Regions from separate parts of the Homo sapiens genome. Here region 2 is linked to region 1. Evidence: read pairs that join two places in POLR2A ChIA-PET (ENCODE). Cell type or tissue: Panc1. All regions are shown on one strand.

What was found. ChIA-PET counts read pairs that join two places held together with the same protein. Peaks named below come from ENCODE experiments on the same cell type or tissue, not always from the same donor. Only the 100,000 strongest peaks of a DNase experiment are listed, where the experiment ranks them.
Region 2: POLR2A ChIA-PET joins it to region 1 with 5 read pairs; 3 of 35 experiments call an interaction of 5 or more read pairs at or near these places.

Annotation. Positions count from the first base shown.
Region 1 is chr7:47,676,478-47,684,477 of GRCh38, reverse strand. No RefSeq gene overlaps it. Among named protein-coding and RNA genes, the nearest start is that of LINC02902, 25 kb to the right of the region's middle. RefSeq lists enhancers at 1,803-2,316, 3,861-4,374. In Panc1, no CTCF peak of the experiment used is centred here; no DNase peak of the experiment used is centred here; H3K27ac peaks cover 7,595 bases.
Region 2 is chr7:47,348,553-47,356,552 of GRCh38, reverse strand. The region is part of intron 17 of TNS3 (tensin 3); the gene reads left to right. LOC124901629 (a long non-coding RNA gene) reads left to right here. Exons shown (of 2, transcript XR_007060319.1): 1 at 1-2,744; 2 at 3,268-5,634. Among named protein-coding and RNA genes, the nearest start is that of SNORD151, 110 kb to the left of the region's middle. In Panc1, no CTCF peak of the experiment used is centred here; no DNase peak of the experiment used is centred here.

The sequences.
Region 1 (8,000 bases):
TTGGCCAGGCTGGTCTCGAACTCCTGACCTCAAGTGGTCCGCCCACCTCCACCTCCCAAGGTGCTGGAATTACAAGTGTGAGCCACCACGCCTGGCCTATTAATTTTTTTAAGAAGCAAAGTCCTTGGACTTTATATCCATTCTCCCAACCCTTTTATTCACACCTTTTACTGCAGTGATGAGTACTGATATGGACTATCCCTTCCTACTGGCAGGGGCTGGGGCCACCACACTGCAGTTTCTGTGCTGGCACTTGAGCACCATGTGCGTTTCTCTCCATTATACGCTTTTCTTTTAGGCATTTTGTGTGCACTTTCACCAGGCCACTGTTATGGAAGAGGTTGCCTAGCTGAAGAAATGTCCTTTGAGGTACCTGGCCCTAACAACATATTAGCAGCTTCTGTAATCACAGCAGTTTCTAAATCTTGATTCTCACTGTGAGAAGTGGAGCTGGGGAGTTGGGCTGCTGTGCTGACCACCCAAGGTAGGCGTGTTTGGCCAGCATGAGGATTGCTTCCAGGAGCTACACGCAGTGCCACCCTGGCTTGGGAGGTCTTTTCAAACAAGCCTCCAGTGAGGGAAATCCAGCCAGCGTGAATCTCCCTAAGCTTGGCTAGAAGGTCCAAATTCCTGGCCACTGGGCTCAACTTCCTACCCTTTAATGCTCTATTCTGAGAGTTTCCCGCAAAGCTAATGGCAATTCACCGGGCACCGTAGACAAACATTGTTTGGTGTTGTCACTGGTAAATGGATAGAGACAACGTGATGAGAGCCTCTAACCTTAGGAGACCCAAAGTCAACATGCCCCATTGTTGCTGAAGGAATGGGAGGGGTTGGAGTTACCCCTGTGTCCATGTCCTTGGAAAAGCACAGGGGACAAGTAATGGCCTGTTAGCCTCATTAGCCTGAGAGATTGTCAGCACCTTGGAGAGGAGAGGGCAAGAGCTTCAGACCCGCACCAGCCTGCCCACACTGAATGTGTCTGTGACTCAGTTACTTAACTTCTCAGAACCTCATTTCGTGATCTGTAAACTGGGGTAACAATTTCTCCAGGACACTGTGGGATTCATATGTGCAGGTTAATAGGTGTGGAAGCCATCAGAACACTTTGAAGCACTAGTGGAAATTATCTTCACTCAACTTTTAAATAAAAATCACATACTCCGCATCCTACAGTTTCATTTTATTTGCTTTCTAGGAATTTTTTCAATCTGTAAATACCACTTCTAGGACATATATAAGTAATTTTTACACAACTATGTCAGTGCATATTGAATATAGAGTGGCACAGGTTTGTAAACTTTCAACTCATTGTCTGAAGCACTGTAGAGAACAGAGAGAATGCAGCCAGACAGCCCTGGGATGGGTGTGAATGCTGTGGTGCAGCAGTGTGAAGCAGAGCGAGCCACTCCACCTCCCGGGCCTTGGTTTCCGACAGTGTGGGTGTAACAGGGTTGAGGAGGACCAAGGTCCACAGCAATCCCAGGAGGTCCCCTGCACGAGGCTGTCTTCGTCTCCAGAGCCGTGTCTCTCACAGGTACCTGTTAGATGAGCAACTTTTTTTTTTTTTTTTTTTGAGATGGAGTCTTGCTCTGTCACCCAGGCTGGAGTGCAGTGGCGTGATCTGGGTGACAGAGCGAGACTCCATCTCAAAGAAAAAAAAAATTATTAAGAGGCCAAAAGAGCTGATGTTTATGTGTTTCATACTATCAATATTTATCATAGTAGAAATTGTTTAAACTAAACATTTATTTATTTAAAATGTAATAAATCAATCACATATTAACATAAATAATAGTAATTTAAGGAAATCAACTACTGTATGTGCCCAAACCAGATAACTTAGTGGAAAGAATGGTGTCGTTTTCATTTTATGCAAATCTATTTAATATCTGGCTTAGTGGAGATTCTGGATTCTCAATCTGCTTTTGCATTCAGTCTGTGCAGAGTATTGTTTTGGTGAAATATGAAAAGAAAATCTAGGTTCACGTAGATAGGTAGTTAAGAAATGATAGGCCGGGCACGGTGGCTCACGCCTGTAATCCCAGCACTTTGGGAGGCTGAGGCAGGCGGATCACGAGGTCAGGAGATCGAGACCATCCTGGCTAACACGGTGAAACCCAGTCTCTACTAAAAATACAAAAAATTAGCCGGGCGCGGTGGTGGGCGCCTGTAGACCCAGCTACTCGGGAGGCTGTGGAAGGAGAATGGCGTGAACCCAGGAGGAGGAGCTTGCAGTGAGCTGAGATAGCGCCACTGCACTCTGGCCTGGGCGAAAGAGCGAGACTCCATCTCAAAACAAAAAAAAAGAAATGATGGAGCACTTTTTTTTTTTTTGAGATGGAGCCTTGCACTGTCGCCCAGGCTGTCGTGGCGTGGTCTCGGCTCACTGCAAGCTCCGCTTCCCGGGTTAATGCCATTCTCCTGCCTCAGCCTCCTGAGTAGCTGGGACTACAGGCGCCTGCCACCACACTCAGCTAATTTTTTGTATTTTTTTAGTAGAGACGGAGTTTCACTGTGTTAGCCAGGATGGTCTCGATCTCCTGACCTCGTGATCCGCCCACCTTGGCCTCCCAAAATGCTGGGATTACAGGTGTGAGCCATCACGTCAGGCCGATGGAGCACTTTTAATGGCATTTTTAGATTATTGTCAATATTTTTATTTGATAATCCACCAAAACTTGACATGCGATAGTTCCTTAAAGTTTAATTACACTGTGGAATCAATGAACTTTTCCTACTCTATGTATAAAATCTGTTGGTCTCTCTAGCACACTGAATGAATCTCTTACCTATGCGTGAATCAGTAACATCATCCGTTGGTCATTTGAAAAATGTTGATTCACTGAATTAAGCAGATCTTCCAAATGTTGACTCATTTTATTATTTAATAGGAAAAAAGAAACCCCATTTGTCAATAGCGTCCCCATTCTCTTCACAAGAGTCTCTATGAGCCGACCAATACACAAGTGTGAAAGACCACAGCCTGTCAGTTGCTCCTTCCCTGGCAAAGGCTGTCTGTTCAGCTCCAAGGCAAGGATCACACAAGCGCTTCTGTTCAGACAGCATGTGCCATTCAGCAAGCGCCATTCAGCAAGCAGCAAAGGGGCTTTCTGTGCCCTTCCAATTGCAACCCACAGGATATATTTAAGAGATCTGTACTCAGGGGCTCGACCTTTGATCAATAGTGTTCACTGTTTAATCAGAAACTGAGTTTTCTTACTCTAAGTTTGTGGCAGTAACGAACTCTGTGTTGAAGAAAACAGTCAAACTCTGTAAAATATTTGAAAAGATTTATTCTGAGCCAAATATGAGTGACCATGGCCCATGACACAGCCCTCAGGAGATCTTGAGAACGTGTGTCCAAGGTGGTCCGGGTGCAGCTTGGTTTTATACATTTTAGGGAGACATGAGACTTCAATCAAATACATTGAAGAAATACATTGGTTCGGTACAGAAAGGTGGGACAACTTGAAGCAGGAAGCGGGGGTGCTTACAGGTTATAAGTACATTTACAATTTTTCTAATTGGCAATTGGTTGAAAGAGTTATCAGTAGAAAGGAATGTCTGGGTTGCGATAAGAGATTGTGGAGACTAAAGTTTTTTTCATGCAGATGAAGCCTCCAGGTAGCAGGCTTCATCTGCAGGAGAATACATTACAGTAGATTGTAAATGTTTCTTCTTTCTTGTCTTTCTTTCTTTCTTTCTTTCTTTCTTTCTTTCTTTCTTTCTTTCTTTCTTTCTTTCTTTCTCTCTCTTTCTTTTTCTCTCTCTCTCTCCCTCCCTCCCTCCCTCCCTCCCTCTCTCTCTCTCTTTCTTTTTTTTTTTGAGACAGAGTCTTGCTCTGTCACCCGGGCTAGAGTGCAGTGGCACACTCTCGGCTCATTGTAAGCTCCGCCTCCCGGGTTCATGTCATTCTCCTGCCTCAGCCTTGCGAGTAGCTGGGACTACAGGCGCCTGCCACCACGCCCAGCTAATTTTTGTATTTTTTAGTAGAGACGGGGTTTCAACGTGTTAGCCAGGATGGTCTCGATTTCCTGACCTCGTGATCTGCCTGCCTCGGCCTCCCAAAGCGCTGGGATTACAGACGTGAGCCACCGCGCCCGGCCTCTTTTTTTTGACACTAAGTCTCACTCTGTCTCCCAGGCTGGAGTGCAGTGGCGTGATCTCGGCTCCCTGCAACATCTGCCTCCCACGTTCAAGCAATTCTCCTGTCTCAGTCTCCCAAGTAGCTGGGATTACAGGGACGCACCACCACACCTGGCTAATTTTTGTGTTTTTAGTAGAGACGGGGTTTCTCCATGTTGGCCAGGCTAGTCTTGAACTCCTGGCCTCAGGTGATCCACTTGCCTTGGCCTCCCAAAGTGTTGGGATTACAGGCGTGAGCCACCAAACCGGCCTGTAAATGTTTCTTGTCAGACTTAAAGTCTGCGTTGATGTTGGTGCCTGAGAGGGAAAATGAGGCGTGCCCAACCCCCTCTCCCCGTCATGGCCTGAACCAGTCTTTCAGGTTAAATATAAGAGTTCCCTGGCCTAGGAGGAAGTCCATTCTGAGGGTTGGGGGGCTTAGACTTTTATTTTAGGTTTACAGTGTCAGTGACCACATTCACACTGAGACACCAGCAGTATCAGACACCATTGCTTTTGCACCATCAGTGAAAATCTAAACACAGTGAAAAGGGCAAAGAACATTGTCCTGGTATGGGAAGGACAGTAATCCCCTGAGGAGCTCTCAAGGACCCTCAGGTATCCACAGCCCACATTTTGAGAACAACTGATATATGCACAACCATTAATGTTCTCTAGACAGCTAAAGCGTTTTGTTTTTGTTTTTGTTTTTTGTTTTCTTGGGTTTTTTTTTTTTTTTTATTTTTAGACAGAGTCTCTCTGTGTCTCCAAGTCTGGAGTGCAATGGCGCAATCTCGGCTCACTGCAACCTCCGCCTCCCGGGTTCAAGCAATTCTCCTGCCTCAGCCTCCCAAGTAGCTGGGATTACAGGCATGTGCCACTACAACTGGCTAATTTTTGTATTTTTAGTAAAGAGGGGGTTTCACCATATTGGCCCGGCTGGTCTCGAACTCTTGACCTCAGGTGATCTGCCCGCCTCAGCCTCCCAAAGTGCTAGGATTACAGGCATGAGTCACAGTGCCCAGCTAAAGGGGGTGTTTATGCATTAGAATTCTAATTAGCCTGCCTCGTCAGAATTAGACAAGGAATATATTTCAGTTGCTGCAGAAGTCAACACCTAGTAAGGAAACACTCAGTGAGTGTCTTAGCCAGCCCTGCTCCCATGGCTTTGCGGGGCACAGCCCATGCAGCTGCTCTCATGGGTTGGAGTTTGGTGCTGGCAGCTTTTCCAGGCTGAGGTTTCATATTGTTGGTGGCTTTCCCATTCCAGGTTTTCAGTGGTGACCCTGGCCCCATAGTTCCACCAGGCATTGCCCCAGGAGGGACTCTATGGTGGCTGTGCCCCACAGCAGTTTTCTGCCTTGGACCCTAGATTTTCAGAAACATCCTCTGAAATCAAAAAGGAAGCTGCCAAGCCTCTACAGCTCTCGCCTTCTAGGTGCCTGCAGACTTGACATCACATGGACATCTCCAAGGCTTACAACTTGAGTTCTCAGGAGCTGTGTCCTCAGCCATTTGCGTGCTATGCAAATGGCACACCTGGTCCAGCCAATCTTTCATGTGCTTTGTAAATCAGACACTGCCTCCTCAAGCTCATCTATAAAACCTCCTACATTTCACCACAGCAACCCATTTTTCTCTGAGACCCCTCTTTGCACAGAGATCTCTTCTTTTTCTTTCGCCTATTAAACTTCTGAGTTTAACCTCACTCTGGTGTGTAAGCATCCTAGTTTTCCATGGCCATGGGACAAGGAACCTCAGGTTTTATCCCAGACAATGACACCACTTTAATATCTCAGCCAATTGTGCCACCGCTGCTCCAGGCTGGATCCAGGGAACAGCTTCCTGAGGCTACACAGGGCATCAGGGTCCCAGGCCCATCCCCCCAAATTATTCTGCCTTTTCAGGCATCTGGGCAGATGGGAGGGGCAGGCCTCAGGGATCTCCGAAATGCCTCTCCAGCCTTTTCCCATTGTCCTTTTTTTTTTTTTTTTTTGAGACGGAGTCTCACTCTGTCATCTAGGCTGGAGTGCAGTGGCTCCAGCTCTGCTCACTGCAACCTTCACCTCCCTGGCCAAGCGATTACCCGCCTTAGCCTCCTGAGTAGCTGGCATTACAGGCGCCCGCCACCAAACCCAGGTAATTTTTGTGTTTTTAGTAGAGACAAGGCCTCACTATGTTGGCCAGGCTGGTCTCCAACTCCTGACCTCAGATGATCAGCCCACCTCGGTCTCCTAAAGTGCTAGGATTACAGGCGTGAGCCACCATGCCCAGCCCCCATTTTTCTTACTGTTACCACTTGGCTCCCTTTTCACCCCCAGTCATCTCCTCAGCAAGTGATTACTCTGCTGAACTCTTAAATTCCTCTCCTGAAAATGCCCTTTCATTCTCTGCCACATGGCCAGGCTGGAAATTTTCCAAATTTCTATGCTTCCCTTTTAATTGTAAATTCTGCCTTCAGGTCATTCTTTTGCTGCCATAACTGAGCATAAGCTGTTGAAAGTAACCACACCACTTCTTGAGTGATTTGCTGCTTAGAAATTTCATCCGCCAGATTATCTTAGGTCATCCCTCTTAAGTTCAACCTTCCATAAAGCCTTAGGGCATAAATACAAATATTTGTAACAAGTGTGACCTTTGTTCCAGTTTCCAAATAGATACTTCCCATTTCCATCTGTGACCTTATCAGAATGGCCTTTACTGTCCATAATTCTATAAACATTTTGGTCACAATAACTTAACTAGTCTCCAAGAAATTCCAAACTTACCCTAATCTCTTTGTCTTCTTTGGGCCCTCACCAGAATTATCCTTAATGCCCACTTCAGGGCAATGCAGTGCTTTTCTAGCCAGCTCCTCCAAACTCTTTCAACCTGTGGCCATTTCCCAGTTCCACACTGGCTTCCACATTTTCAAGTACCTTTATAAAAAGACCCCACTGCTCAATACCAATCTTCCATCATAGTCTATTTTGTGTCGCTAAAACAGAATACTTGAGTCTGGGTAATGTATAAAGAAAAGAGGTTTATTTAGCTCACAGTTCTGCAGGCTGAGAAGTTCAAGAGCATGGCCCTGGTTTCTGGTGAGAGCTTTTGTGCTGCATCATAACATACATGATGAAGAAGGTCAAAGGGCAAGAAGACACACCTGAAGAAACAAAATGCAAGAAGCATTCTGTCTGTTTAACAGTCAACTTTTGCGGGAACTAATTCATTCTGTGGGAAATTATCCAGGCTCATCAGAGTGAGAACTCATCACCACAAGAACAGTACCAAGACATTCACGAGGGATCCATCCCCATGACCCAAACACCTCCCGCTAGGCCCCATCTCCCAAAGCCACTGCACCGATGGTAGAGATGAATAAGCCCATTTCCAAACCATAGCAGGTAACTGCAGAGCTATGACATCCACAGATAACGAACATGACAAAACCTCACGGCACAGAGGAGTGCCATGTGGTTTGGAGGAGAGCGTAGAGAAGTTTGCAGTGGATCTGCTTCACTCCATCTATAAATTCAAATGCTAATCTTTTCTGCAAACACCCTCACAGACACACCAGAACTAATGTTTTACCAATTACCTAGGTATCCCTTAGCCCAGTCAAGTTGACACATGAAACTGTCACAAGCACAAACCACATCTGTCTCTCTAGTGCTTTTTCCCTAAGCACCAAGCACTATACCCAGCACAGAAAAGACATCCAATACATATGTGTTCTATAGAATGGAAAGGAATGTTTTTCCACCATCTTGAATCAGGCACTTGACCCAGGGGTTACATAGCCATTGCACAATTCCTTCAGTGCTATAAGAATGGGCTATAACTGGCCAGGCGCGGTGGCTCACTCCTGTAATCCCAGCACTTTGGGAGGC
Region 2 (8,000 bases), 330 kb after region 1:
TGGACACTTTGTCTTGCATGTTGGAGTCACCTGGGGAGCTTTAAAAATGCAGACGCTAAAAATGTGGGTACCTGCTTCTACCTCCAGAGGGTGGCAGATTGAGTTGGCCCTGGTGGGGCCTGGATGTCAGACTTGCTTTAAAAATGCTCCCCAAATAATGCAGTGCTAATTCAGGGTTGAGACCTGCTGTGATTCTTGAGCTTGGTTGTGTGTTGGAAACACTAGGGAGTTTTTAAAAATACTGACACCTAGGTCTCACCGCTGGAGGTTCTGACTTCACAGGTGAGGCCCGAGCTTTAGGATTTTAGTGATAAAAGGTGGACAATGGCCTTTGAGAACCACTGTTGTATATTTGCAGTTCTCAACTTAGGTGCGTGTCCCAGCCTCCAGGAGAGCTGGCCCTTGGCTCATTGAGGCTGGAACGTGCCGCAGGGTGGTTCTAAGATTTGTGACCCTGCTGTGGAATTTAGAGGACAGCCAACAGTCACGTATTGGTTATCAGAGGCAGAGGCAGGCGACCCCATGGGCTGCCTTCCACCTGGGTGCTGGCTTTATTTCACCAGGGCAGAGTGGGCTATGTGACCCCACAGTGGAGAGAATGCAGTGACATGAAGTGTGTGAGTGGGCAGCATGGTGGGTGTCCGCTCCTGAACACTTGACCCATCTTCCTTCCCCTCCCTCATCCCACTTCCCAGCAGAGCCTCAGGGCCTGGGATCTGCCAGGCCGTGCGCTGGCAAAGATCAGTCTCCAAGAGCAGTCTGAATCACAGAATCACAGCTCAGGGTCAACATAAGTACTGACTTACCTATCAGGATGTGTTATTTTACACTCTCAATTAGTTTACATAATTGGGAGTTCAGTGTATTTGGACAAGGTGGAAAGTTGCCGAAGAGCTTTGTGGGTGTTTTAAACAAAATTTAAAAAACATTTTCTGGCTAAGCGATCTGAGAAGCCCTCTCCTGCACTTCAGACTGCTCAGGGGTGAATTGATGGCAACAGTGCTGACCCCCAGGCTGGGCTGAGTTCAGTCCCACATGTGTTTAGTACAGCACCCAGTGTCTTGGCCTGAATCCCTGATTCTCCAGGGCTCTGACGGCGATGCATCCCCTTCTCACGAGGCCCCTGGGTGCCCCCAGTCAAGGACTGGCTTTCCTGCTCTTTCCTCAGAGCACGTGAGGATTCCCTGTCAGGACCGTCCCCCACCCTGTTGTGGTGGCTTTGGATAAGGTACGTCATAGGATGCACCTGGGGCTGAGGCCCCACCATCCCCAGCTCCTCCTGTGGGGCCGGAATGACTGAGCGTCCTCCTGCCTCGCAGGCTCGGTGTCCTTTTGCACCCTGTGGTGAATCCCAGATCCCGCTGGGCGTGGCGGAGTCTCAGGTGACCCTGCGCAACTTGCTGGCTGGGCAGCCCTCAGCACGTTTCCTTATCTGTCCTTGACGCCGGCTCCACCCGTGAATAACAGTGAGACTGCTAAATGAGGAAACATGCTGGTCTTTGGGAGTGGCAGTGTAGGGGACTTTGGGGCATGTGTCCCATTTTATACTCAAGGTCACGTGGTTCCCGAGGCTCTGGGTGGGTAGCACCCAGTGTCTGGAGGGAAGGAGGCTTGGGCGAAGACAGCTAAATGCCTGGTGTGGGGACTGCCCAAAGAGATGGGCAGCGTCCAGTCATGTGACCTTTGGAGACCATGTTACCATGTCATGTTTTGGTGGACAATGAGCGTGTCACCGCGACAAGAGGGGCACAAGACTGTGTAAAGAAAAAGCCACTGCCTGTCCCTCCCTCCACAGAGACCCCAGCTGCATGGAGTGGGTGAAGCTGCACATCACCTGCAGATCACCGGGGTCTGTGTTCACTGGGGGTTTCAAGGGGCCTGAGATTTCTGCACTGAGTACTCATGACCTTTGTAAGGAGAGGATGCAGGATTTTTTTTTTTTTTTCCTGGCTGGGAACTGGCAGGGAAGTAAGGGCAGCTCTTCCCCAGCACCTGGGCCTCAGGCTGGGAGCAGGGTGGGCACAGGTGTGAGAGATCAGGGTGTGTGTGCCATGGGTGCAGCCAGATGCAGGTGCCCCCCTGCCCCACCCCAGGGCTTTGGGAGCTGCCCTTTGCCCGTGAACATCCCTGTGTGGGAGCTTGGGTTTTGTTCCCTTTCTCCTTGGTTTTTCTGAGAAGGGGTACGTTGGGGAGCTGGGGGTGGGAGGGCGGATCGCCCAGAGCCCTGCAGGTGCTCTCCAGTGCTGGCAAATTCCCTCTTGTCCCCTTATCAGCTCCTTCCAGAGGTGACAGCCATCTGTGTGGTGGCAGCTCTCTCCTGCTCCCATGAGGTCTCCTTTTTCTTCTCTTTTCCTGGATTTGACTTCTTAACTGAACAGAAAAATATATAGGCATGGACAGTTTTGTAGTAGTGTTTGGAGAATAGGCCTTAACAATATAATTATTCAATTCATGATTTCATTGTTCAAACTGCCCAATCTCATTGCATTACGGCCAGTTCTTTGTCGTACCTTGGAATTTGTGTGTGTGTGTGTGTGTGTGTGTGTGTGTGTGTGTGTGTTTTGTCCTCTGTGTTTGTTTGTTTGTTTCCTTTTGATGCATATAATGTAATATTCTTGGTGAAGGCCATACCTCCCCTTTCTGCAGGTGTGAGTGGGAGGGCTGCAGGTTGCGGAGTGAGACCTGAGGCTACACTGCTGGCCCCTGCAGTTTTACCAGAAGCTCAAGGATAGGATGGTTGTAGGGTGAGGCCCCTTGTGGTCCCAAGCAAGACCAGGGCAGCTGAGGAGGGTGGAGGAGGAGGGGTGCTGGGCTGTGGTAGGAGGGAGGCTAGGGGACAGGAAGAGACTGCTTCAGGTGCTGGTCATTTCACATTGATGTGAAGTGTGTAAGAAGTAATTGATGGACTCAAACAATTAAATGATTCCCTCGGGGAGTGCTCAGGAATTAAGCCTCAGTGAGGAAAAAGAAATGTAAAAGTCATGTGTGTCTTCATTGAGATATGTGGCTCTTCACAGGTTCCAGGGAGCTTGGTTTGCTTCCATATGTTTCTATGTGTTTTTCTAATCTTCTGCAATGATAGAACATCATACTAAAGAAAACCATAAATCAGTCACTTTGGAAGAGAGATTTGGGGTAGAGAGAGAGTGTTTTACCAAGTGCTAGGGCCTCCTTTGGGTTTAATTCAGAAGTCAGTGCCTCAGCGCCAGGGCTCCTAACCTGTGGCCTGGGCTCACCTGTTCACCCCTCACCTCTTCACCCCTTCAGAGCTCACCGACTTAGCAAAGAAGTACTGAACCCGCAGGGTGTCTCAGCTTGGACAGACTTTGGAGCTGAATAAGACCTGATCCTTGTCCCCACCTGGGACAGCTGGCTGCTACTGCCTCTGTCCTCAGAAAGCAATCCAAGAGCTCTCTGAGCTGGCAGTGCAGAGGTACGGAGCTTGCTGTTTATGCAGACCTTCTCTGGAGAGGTGAGCATTGATCCTGGTAGGCAGCGTACCAGAGCTAGCAAATGAACCGCCTGAGGAAATGTCCCCAAGCTGTGGCCTCTCATAGGTCACCCAGACATCAGAGTGTGAAGCAAAAGTGCTTTGCTTCTCCCACCTCTGCCCCACCTGTAGCCACATGAAAAGAGTGGTTCTGGAAGTCCCTGGTGTAACTTTGGTGTAGCACATGGGCTGTGGGCTCTGTGTGCACACTCGAGACCCAGCGCAAGTCACCACTGCCATGGAGTCACCTGTGGACCCAGGGGCTGGGCTAGTCAGAGCAGTAGATGGGATGAGGATCTGGGGGCCTTGAGTGGAGGGGCAGCTCTCAGTGAGAAGAGGGTGCCTTTGGCTGCATCTGCCCCTGGAAGGGAGCCAGGAACCAACCCCTCTACAGTGGAGATGCTGATGGGTGGCCTCGTCCTGGAGAAGGGGCCAGGATGGAAAGGACGGACCTCCAGGAACAGCCAGCGCCCTGGCTTCCTGACAGGCAGCTCCCAGGTGGGGAGAAGGGCTTGTTTGACACAGGTGTGAGGTTTGCAGATACAGGGTGATGAGGTGGGGCCAGTATTCAGAATGCAGAACCTGACCCTCCACCATCACGGACCATCCGTTTGTGAGCAGCACATGCAGCTGTGGGGCCGTGTTGGAGCACAGGGTGGGTGTGAGTGAGCGTGTGAGACTGTGCGTGAGTGTGAGTGTGAGAATGAGTGTGAGACTGTGTGAGGCTGTCTGTGAGTGTACAAGACTGAGACTGAATGTGAGTGTGACAATGTGTGTATCATGAAAAACACTGTGAGAGACTGCACGTGTGTGAGTGCCAGTGAGTATAGTGTAAGTATATGAGAAAGTGTGAGAGCATGAGTGTGTGTGTCTGCTTGTGACTGTTGTGTGAATGTGGGTGAGAGTGTTAGTGCAAGGGTGTGTGAGTGTAAGAGTGTGTGAGAGACTAAGAGTGTGAAGTATGCAGGTGTGTGTGACGTGGGTGTAAGAGTGTGTGTGCAAATGCATGAGTGGCTGAGTCTGCATGAGTGTTATGAGAAAATGTGTGTAAGAGACCACGTGAGAGTGAGTGTTCATACATGTGTCTGCAAGTGTGTGGGTGTGAAAAAGTGCCGGAGACTGGGAGCACATGAGAGTTTGACTGTGTGCATGTGAGTATGTGGGTGTGTTCCTGTGAGAGAGGTGCGGGGTGTGTGGGAGGGGCAGCTCCAGTCTCCAGGGAGCACTCCTAGCGTGGTCCATTCTTCACGGACAGGAGCCCGTTTTGTAACCCCACTCTGAGCTTAGTTCCTGCTCGCTGTTGCACCCGTGCCCTAGGGCCTTCCTTGGTTCTTTCTTGCACACAGCAGACATAGGTGCCGTGGCCTGGCTTCCATTGCCATCTCTGCCCTAGACGTTGTGCACGGGTTAAAGGGAGGCAGCGCCTGGTGGAACGTCCTGGGCTTGGATGTGGCACCGGAGCCTTGACTGGATTCTGTTCCACTACTGGGCTTCCTGGGCATCTACCTTGGACCTAGCGTGGAGTCTCACGTTCAAGTTGTCTTGCCTGAAGAAGACAGCTAGTGGGCCTGCCTTGGGTCTCTGTTGAACAATTAAAGGAGCACCGAGATCCCCTCTGTTGAATAATTAAAGAAGGGAGAGAGAGACCCCTGCTGCAGGACGCCTTGCATTGTAACCTCTGGGAAGCATAAGCCCTGCTCGCTATAAATGAGAATGTCACTTCCACATCTCCTCTGAGCATATTGGTCCAGAAAACTACCTCCCACATTAATTTTCATATGGCTATCAGACATGGGAGATTTATCAGAGAGAAGGAAAAGTGTAAGGATCAAACACGTGAGTTTGGGAGAATACAGGAACTAATACTAATGCAAAATTAGAACGGGATTTAGGGAAATTCAGTACAGCAGCACAGAGTACTACAAAATAAAAGAAGCTTTGTTCCTCTCGAAGGTAATCTGTGTGTTGTTTCCCTAATTTTAAAAAGTAATACATATTACTGGCGAAAACCCTGAAAGATAGAAACATTTCCGAAAAAATATGAATGGTGCCTAGAATTACACAACCCAGAGAGAAGCTCTTATGAGCATTTTAGGACATTTTCTTAGTTTTTAAAATAAAAATGAAACCACACTACACATGCATCTTTGCCCACTGTCTTTTGTCACTTAATGTTGGAGCGTGTTTGTCCACTTCAAGTTCCATAAACTTGACTTTTAATGACAACATGAACAGCCCATTTTGAGTGTGGCCCATTATAACACTTACTGCCTGCAACTGTGTGCCAAGCCCCAGCCTTTGCTGCATTATCTGTAGGATCCCCTAAGCCAGCTTTGTGTTGTTCTTATTTCATTCTGGAGATGGCTTTGAGGACTCGTCCCCTGTGAGCAGAGAGGCAGAGTCCACCCCTGCCAAGTGGCCCCTGGGCTGGCCTCTGAGTGAGCATCTACTGCTGGTGACAGGACATGGGTTCAACAGCAGCTCCCGCCAGCCCGGTAGCAACGCCTTGAGCAAGCTGCCCTCTCTCTTCTTCTCTGACCTTCCCCGTAGCCAAGGACTCTCAGATGGGAAGAACTTGAAAACTGTCCCTCCTTCCTTTTCTCTAGACTGCTGTGCACTCAGACCCTTTGGAAATGCACCCCCACCAGGTTCTCTGCTGGACCCCATGTATTTACTTAGACACTTGGCAGATTTCCTAAGACTGGGAAGAATAAACCATTGTTAAATCTGAAATTCACACGAGAGACAGAAGAATTTGTGAAGCCTTTGCTGGCTGCCCCATCAGGACATGTCCGGGAGGAAGAGTGCCCCTTCCTCAGCAGGATGAGGGTAGCCATCTTGTTCCCAGGGGCCCCTCTGTCACCACAGGCAGTGGAAGTGGGCAGTGCCTCCCAGGGCTCATGGGGCCCCTGTCTGCCCCGTGTAGGCTTTTTGGGGTGGGAAGGGATGGAAGGGAAGGAAAGGCACCAGTGGGTAAGGAAGAGTGACCACAGAGGAATAGAGTTGGCAGTTGTGGATTTTAAAGTCAGATACATGTGGTGACAAATCATTGCTCTCTGCTGACATGCTGTGTGGTGTAGGATGAGTACTCAGACCTGAGCCTCCATTCTCCTTGTCTGCAAAAAAGACGTAGCAGGCCGCCTTAATGGAGTGATAATGGGCTTTTCTCTATGAGAGCACCTGCCCAGGCTTAGACTGTCACTGTTGCTGGATAAACGTTGGTCTCCTGTTTTTCTTTCTTTTGTAACTACCTCCTGGGCAGATGTGGGTGCATCCTAGCACGTAGTGGTTTTGCAGTATCTTAAACCCTGTCTCATTTTGTCCTGTTTTTTCCTGGCGTTTCAAACTTCTCATTTCCAAGGTTTGCAGTCCGAGAGGAAGGGATCTCCACACCCCACAGAGGCCTGAGCCTTGCTGACCTTGTGTGCCTGTGTCTTTTCCCTTTTGGGAATGGAAAGCAGGACCCTGCAGGGCTGAAGCCACACTTTCTGTACAGGCCACATCCTGGAATCCAGGGCCCGGTGGCCCTGCTTTTGCAGGTGCCTTGACTCCCCCATTCTTCCTGCGCTTGCAGAGCCTCTTTCTGGCCTCAGACCCACAGCTGCTCTCCGTCGCTGAGTTCCCTCCATTGTGGAAACCATCTTACTCCTGGTGGTCCCAGTGGCAGGATACTGAGAAGTATTGATCCATCCAGAGGGAGAGGCATGTAGTTCTGCTTAACCAGACATGGTGCCACACAGATTTGAGCACAAGCACCGGAGGTGGGACAGTAAGAACATTTTTTTTGAGACTTTTTTTAAATGAAGATTGATTTTTTTTGAGACTTTTTTTAAATGAAGATTGATTTTTTTTTGAGACTCTTTTTGAATGAAGAACATTGTTTTTCGTTGTAATTCTTTGGGGAGAGAGAGAATTGAGGAACAGTTTCAAATCCATGTGTTCAACAGGAACATTTCTGGGGCCAGCTCACAGAATGCCTGTGTTTCAGAGCCTCCTCTGGTGTGGGAGGCCCAGAACGGAGCCCACTGTTGGCTCTGTGTCAGCTCATGCACAGATTGTATTCCCTAGCTGCTCTAAAGGAGACATGTTGAAGGAAACTTCCAAGTTGAAAGGTTAGAAGAAGTCTAAGCGTCCTGCATTGAGACTTATGTTTTAGTCCTGGAAATTCCTTTTCGGACCCTGTTACGACCTGGTTGTGCCTTCGAGTGCAGCTGCAAGGCTGTGCTGGCTGTTGTCAGCTAACCCTAATGGGACCTCAGTTTCTGAAGCCAGTGAGTTTCCAACCTCAGGCCTGAGATCAGAGTGCGTTAACATGCACTTCCCATCCTCCTTCTCCAGATCAAAGAGAACACTTGACCACACTGTCCACAGTTTTATTATTATTACTATTTTTAGTTGAGACATAATAATTGTACATATTTATGGGGCACAGTGTGATATTTTGATAAATGTATACAATGTACAATGCTCAAATCGGTGATTTGCATAGCCATTTTTTCTGTGTTCTTCA